2 separate regions of the Homo sapiens genome follow, and region 1 is linked to region 2. A link is a loop called in an ENCODE intact Hi-C map of the cell type or tissue named here. Cell type or tissue: CD4-positive, alpha-beta T cell. All regions are shown on one strand. Region 1 overlaps RPS6KA2 (ribosomal protein S6 kinase A2). Region 2 overlaps LOC107986669 (a long non-coding RNA gene).

Region 1 (2,500 bases), 200 kb before region 2:
GTGGTTTCCATTCATGGCCCCTCTCATTAAATCTCCTTCAGCCCAGGTTGCTTGCTTCCCCCTTTTCCTCCCCAGCGTTTGTCTTCTGTGCCACAGTCCATGCTGCCCCTGTGTCCAGTGAGGACAGTGCTCACATGCTGGCTGGGACGTACGCCAGGCCTTCACCCAGTGGAGCGGGGCAGGCAGGGGTCTCCTTCCTCCAGGCTACCAGGAGCTACCTAACTTTAAGCAATACTTTTTACTGCAGTGAGCATGTTTCCTCTTCTGTAAGAACATGGGGTTGAATTGCATGCTCCCCAAGGTCTTTTAAGCAATAAAATCCTGATTCCGTTAGTTGAGGCAGAAGAAGGACCTCCTGTGTCCCCTTGGGCAGAAGTGATAAGCAGTCGCTCCCGCACCCTCCACCTTGGTGTTTTGGTCTCAAGGGATTAGGAACTGCGAGGACCACTGGGGAAGGAGGTGCTGAGGTTTAGGGGAGACACTAGTATCCCCCAGCTCTGCCCACAGCACTGCCTGCTGGGTGCCTACTCGATGCCTGTCTAGACTCTAAGGCAAGCTTGTCCAACCCACAGCTTGTGGGCTACATGGGGCCCAGGATAGCTTTTAATGCAGCCCAACCCAAATTCGTAAACTTTCTTAAACGATTATGAGATTTTTTGTGATGTTTTGAAGCTCATCAGCTATAGCTAGTGTTAGTGTATTTTATGTGTGGCTCAAGACAGTTTTTCCGGTGTGGCCCAGGAAGTCAAAAGATTGGACACCCCTGCTGTAAGGAATGTCACAGGACCACGGTGATGACAAGGGTCTGGGGTTAGAAGAGGGATGGGCAGAGCAGTGGAACAGCAAGGAGAGATCAGAAAAAAAGAAAAAGAAAAAAAGGGGATCTGAGCATATAATAAAGGTGTCACTGCAATGACACCTGAAGCGGCACAGTGTGGGCGGGCCCCGTGTTGTTGTGGCACACACATCACTGCACAGGTTTCTTAGGCAGCCCCAGGAGGGGGAGCCATCTCATCCGGTTTGTATATGAGGAAACCAAAGCCAAGAGTAGGGCACAGTGACACTGACAGTGAGCTGGGTTGCAGGGCCATACACCACGGTCACCACCTGGGCCCCCGGAGACAGTATTACAGACCAAACGGGAAAGCAAAACTGTCCCAACACCAAAGACAAAGGTGGACTTCAGACAGCCTGAATCCTAGGTGTGAGTATTAAAACCAGGAGTTGAGACAGTGAAACTCAGGGACCCAGGAATGAGGAAGGACTTTCTCTTTTTAACTGTGGTAAGACATATATAACATAATATTGATCATTTTAACCATTTGTAAGTGAACAGTTCAGTGACATCAATACATTCACAATGTTGTCCTCACCAATGTTATACCCAAAATCTTTGTATCATCCCAGGTGGAAACAATGACTTCCCATTCTCCCCCTTCCAGCTCCTGTTCACCACGATCCTGCTTTCTGTCTCTCTGATTCTGGCTACTCTGGGCAACTCTTATAAGTGGGATCCTACAATAGTTGTCCTCTTGTGTCTGGCTTATTTCACTTAGCATAATGTCCTGAGGTTTCATTCATACTGTGTGTTAGAATTTTACTCTTTTTTAGAGCTGAATAATATCCCATTGTGTGTGTGTGTGTGTTTGTGTATGTGTGTGTGTATTTACTACAGCATCACATTTTGTTCATCCATCTGTTGATGGACACTTGGGTTGCTTCCTCCTTTTCTGTTGTAAATAATGCTGCCATGAACATGGGTGGATGAACCCGTTCAAATCCATACTTTCAGTTTTTTTGGATGTGTATCCTGTGAGCAGAGTTGCTGGGCTGCATGGTAATTCTACTTCTTTGTAAGGAACTACCAAGCTATTTTCCTCAGTGACTGCACCATTTTACACTGTCATCAGCAATGCATGATGGTTCCAAGTTCTCCACATCCTCCCAGTTTGTAATTTTCTATTTTCTTTTTATTATTGCAGCATTCTTGGTGAAGAATTTCTTAAATAAAACTTTAGCAGTATGTATCACAAGTCCTAAATATGGATAAATTTAAATACCTGGCCCATGATACAATACTGATCATATTTGTCCCAATAGCAATGTTTGAAGAAATTTTCTCCCATCGCTCATGGGGCTGTGTGAGGTCCCGGATACTGCCCTGGGTGTAGCAGCTTGCCCAGGGGAATGCTAAAGCTGTTTTTACTCAAGTGGTGCTCTTTGTTTGTTCATTTGTTTCTGCATCAAAACTAATTACATCTGTATTCCCAGATGGCCACACTTGAGATAGTGTGAGCACTAAGAAGAATATGTAGCTGTTGTAACACACTAAATTCAACAGAAAGTACATGGTCCATGGTTATCTTCATGGAGAGGGAGAGAAGGAATCTTCCTCTTGATTTCCAGTTCCATCAGAAATGTGACCATGGCTGTTCTTTAGCCCTGAATGATTCAGGCAGGGATCACGTATGTATGCTCACACCATTGGATGAAGGATTGT
Region 2 (2,500 bases):
AGTTGGGCTGGGTTCCTGAGTATTTCATGACAACCCAGCTGCCCCATCAAGATGCAGTCCCATAAACAACAGTTCTTGCACAAATTCGTTTCAGAGAGGGTGTAGGTAACCTTTTGAGTCAGGATTGAGATAGAGTTTTTTGATTCTGTGAGTACTTTAAGGCTTGACTGAGTGCAAACAGCTCGCACGTTTGAGCAGACCAATTGTTAGGCAATTTTCCTAACTCTGCTTCTACAAGAGTTTCCCTATCAATTACTGAATACCAATTGTGGGCTTTTTTTTTCTCCCCTCAATCACCGGGGAGGAACCATCTATGGTCCTGTCCTGAAGGGATTTCCTCCTGGGTCTGGTTAGACCTTTGTATGGTAATTAAGATTTAAATTCCTCATTAGGAAACCTTCTGGGTTAAGGGAATTTTTAGTGGTTAACGTTAAATCACCTTTGTCTAACAGAATAGCCCTATACTTTTAGATTTTTGAGTTAGTAAGCTACCTTTTTTTTTTTTCTTTTACTTAGGATAGCTCTGAACTGGTGAGGTGTGCTCACAATGAGGTTTCCTCTAAAGGTTATTTTTCTACTTTCTTCTGCTAGCAAAGCTGCTGCTGCTACCGATGGAATGCATTTGGGCCATCCGCGGGTTACTGGGTTAAGGATTTTTGATAGAAAGGCTACTGGTTGTCAGCGGTCTCAATGCAGCACTTCTCACAACGTGTTCCCAGGACGCCTGGGGTCTCGGAGGCCTGTTAGGGTCTGTTTTCATAGTGATACTGAGCCAGCATCACTCTTTTCCTCTCTCCTGCGATCCCCAGCACACAGTGGCGTTACTGTGGTCCCGTGGTGCGTGATGGCACAGGACAGAACACAGTGCATGCGAGATCCTATGGCTTCTACTGAGCCCACCACTCATCTCTCATTTGTTTATTTTAGAAAATAGTTTTTAAAAATATATTAAAAATATGTTAACATAATGGGTTTATTGCTAACATGTAATGTATTTAAAGCTATTTAAATTTCTAATAAGGTTAACATAATAGGTAAAATCCACAAAACAGAAGCTCTTTGGGGTTCTCAGCCATCTGGTCTTGAGACCAAAGAAATTGGGACCCCCCCCCCCCGGCATGGAGGGAAGCGTGTGCTCTGGCGCCCCCTGCCTAGACAGGCTGCCCCTGGCCGCGTGCTAGTTGTGTGACTGCTTGGGTAAGCCTTGGTTTGTCATCTGTAAAATGCAAGTATTGCTAGTACTGCTCTCACAGGGCTTTCATGAGCTTTCAACGATGTAACTAATCCAGATAAAGTGGATTATTTAGTGCAGAATAGACATTGCCTGTTATCATCTTAATAATGGGGAAAAAGAAGTACTTTAAAATTGTTAGCATCCAACACATTTCCTAAGTGTTTTTTTAATTCCCAAAGCCTTTCACAGTAACAGACCAGCGTTAGAAGAAATGTAGACATTTTTAAGTTATTGGCAAGTTTTCCAAGTAATAAAATTGGTTTTAAACTGGAATAAGCTTCTGTGTTAAAATTCAGGTTTGGTTTTAGTTCTAGATGTTTGATTGCTTACTGTTACATCATGTAAAATGATTTGAATGAAAGTATAGAAAGAAGTAGACCATAGGGGATAATGAGAAACAATGTATTGAAATAGTTCCCATTTTGAAGTTTTTCTGAATGTACATTTAAATATTATATAACTTAGTAAAAAAGAAGAAATTAAGTTAATGAGAAAAATGAAATGTTTTTCAAATAATGGCTAATTTCCTGGTGTTGTGATGTGATTACTGGCTCTAATTTTATTCACTGGTTACGAGGCAGGAGTGAGCAGTTGAGCAGCCAGCGCGCATCGTGTGGGAGCCCGGAATCCTTGGGATCATTTCTGTAGGGTCTGGGCAGTTGGGATGATCAGATCTGAGGCCCTTTACACAGCAGGGTCACCGAGCTGCAGCCTTGATAATTCTTCAGTCCACACAGTTCAAATCGGTGGAACAGCTGCCCTCTGTAATTGTAGTTGGGCCTGAATGTAAACTTCCTGGTGTTTTATTTTAGTGATTGAAATATTCTCTGTGCACATATTATTCACTGGAAATGTCTTAAAGGGTTGTTGTAATGGAAATTCTTTACTCTGATACACACTTTACTCTGACAGAATAGTGGGGCGGGTGGATAATCACCATTCCCACATGTGGACAATATTGTGTTATTGTTATATTTGAAATCTGAAAATCAAATTTAATTTAAAACATAAATGACGTAAAACATAAGTCAAAAATATGGACAGTTCCAAATACATAGGACCCCTAAGCAATGTGGGGGTTAGGGGTACCAGCCTCCCATAGGGTCAGAAATCCTTGTGTAACTTTTGACTCTGCAAAACATAACTACTAATAGCCTACTGTTGACCAGAAGTCTTATCGATAACTTAGTTGATTAACATATTTTGTATGTTAGCCGGGCGCAGTGGCTCACGCCTGCAATCCCAGCACTTTGGGAGGCTGAGGTG

Evidence for each region. Peaks named below come from ENCODE experiments on the same cell type or tissue, not always from the same donor. Only the 100,000 strongest peaks of a DNase experiment are listed, where the experiment ranks them.
Region 1: a loop joins it to region 2, with 4 times the contacts of the local background. A loop is called at or near these places in 3 of 110 quality-filtered maps.

What each region holds. Positions count from the first base shown.
Region 1 is chr6:166,511,253-166,513,752 of GRCh38, reverse strand. The region is part of intron 3 of RPS6KA2 (ribosomal protein S6 kinase A2); the gene reads left to right. Among named protein-coding and RNA genes, the nearest start is that of MIR1913, 3.1 kb to the right of the region's middle. In CD4-positive, alpha-beta T cell, no CTCF peak of the experiment used is centred here; a DNase peak (open chromatin) is centred at 1,002.
Region 2 is chr6:166,312,091-166,314,590 of GRCh38, reverse strand. The region is part of intron 2 of LOC107986669 (a long non-coding RNA gene); the gene reads right to left. Among named protein-coding and RNA genes, the nearest start is that of PRR18, 4.9 kb to the right of the region's middle. In CD4-positive, alpha-beta T cell, a CTCF peak has its summit at 1,181; a DNase peak (open chromatin) is centred at 1,150.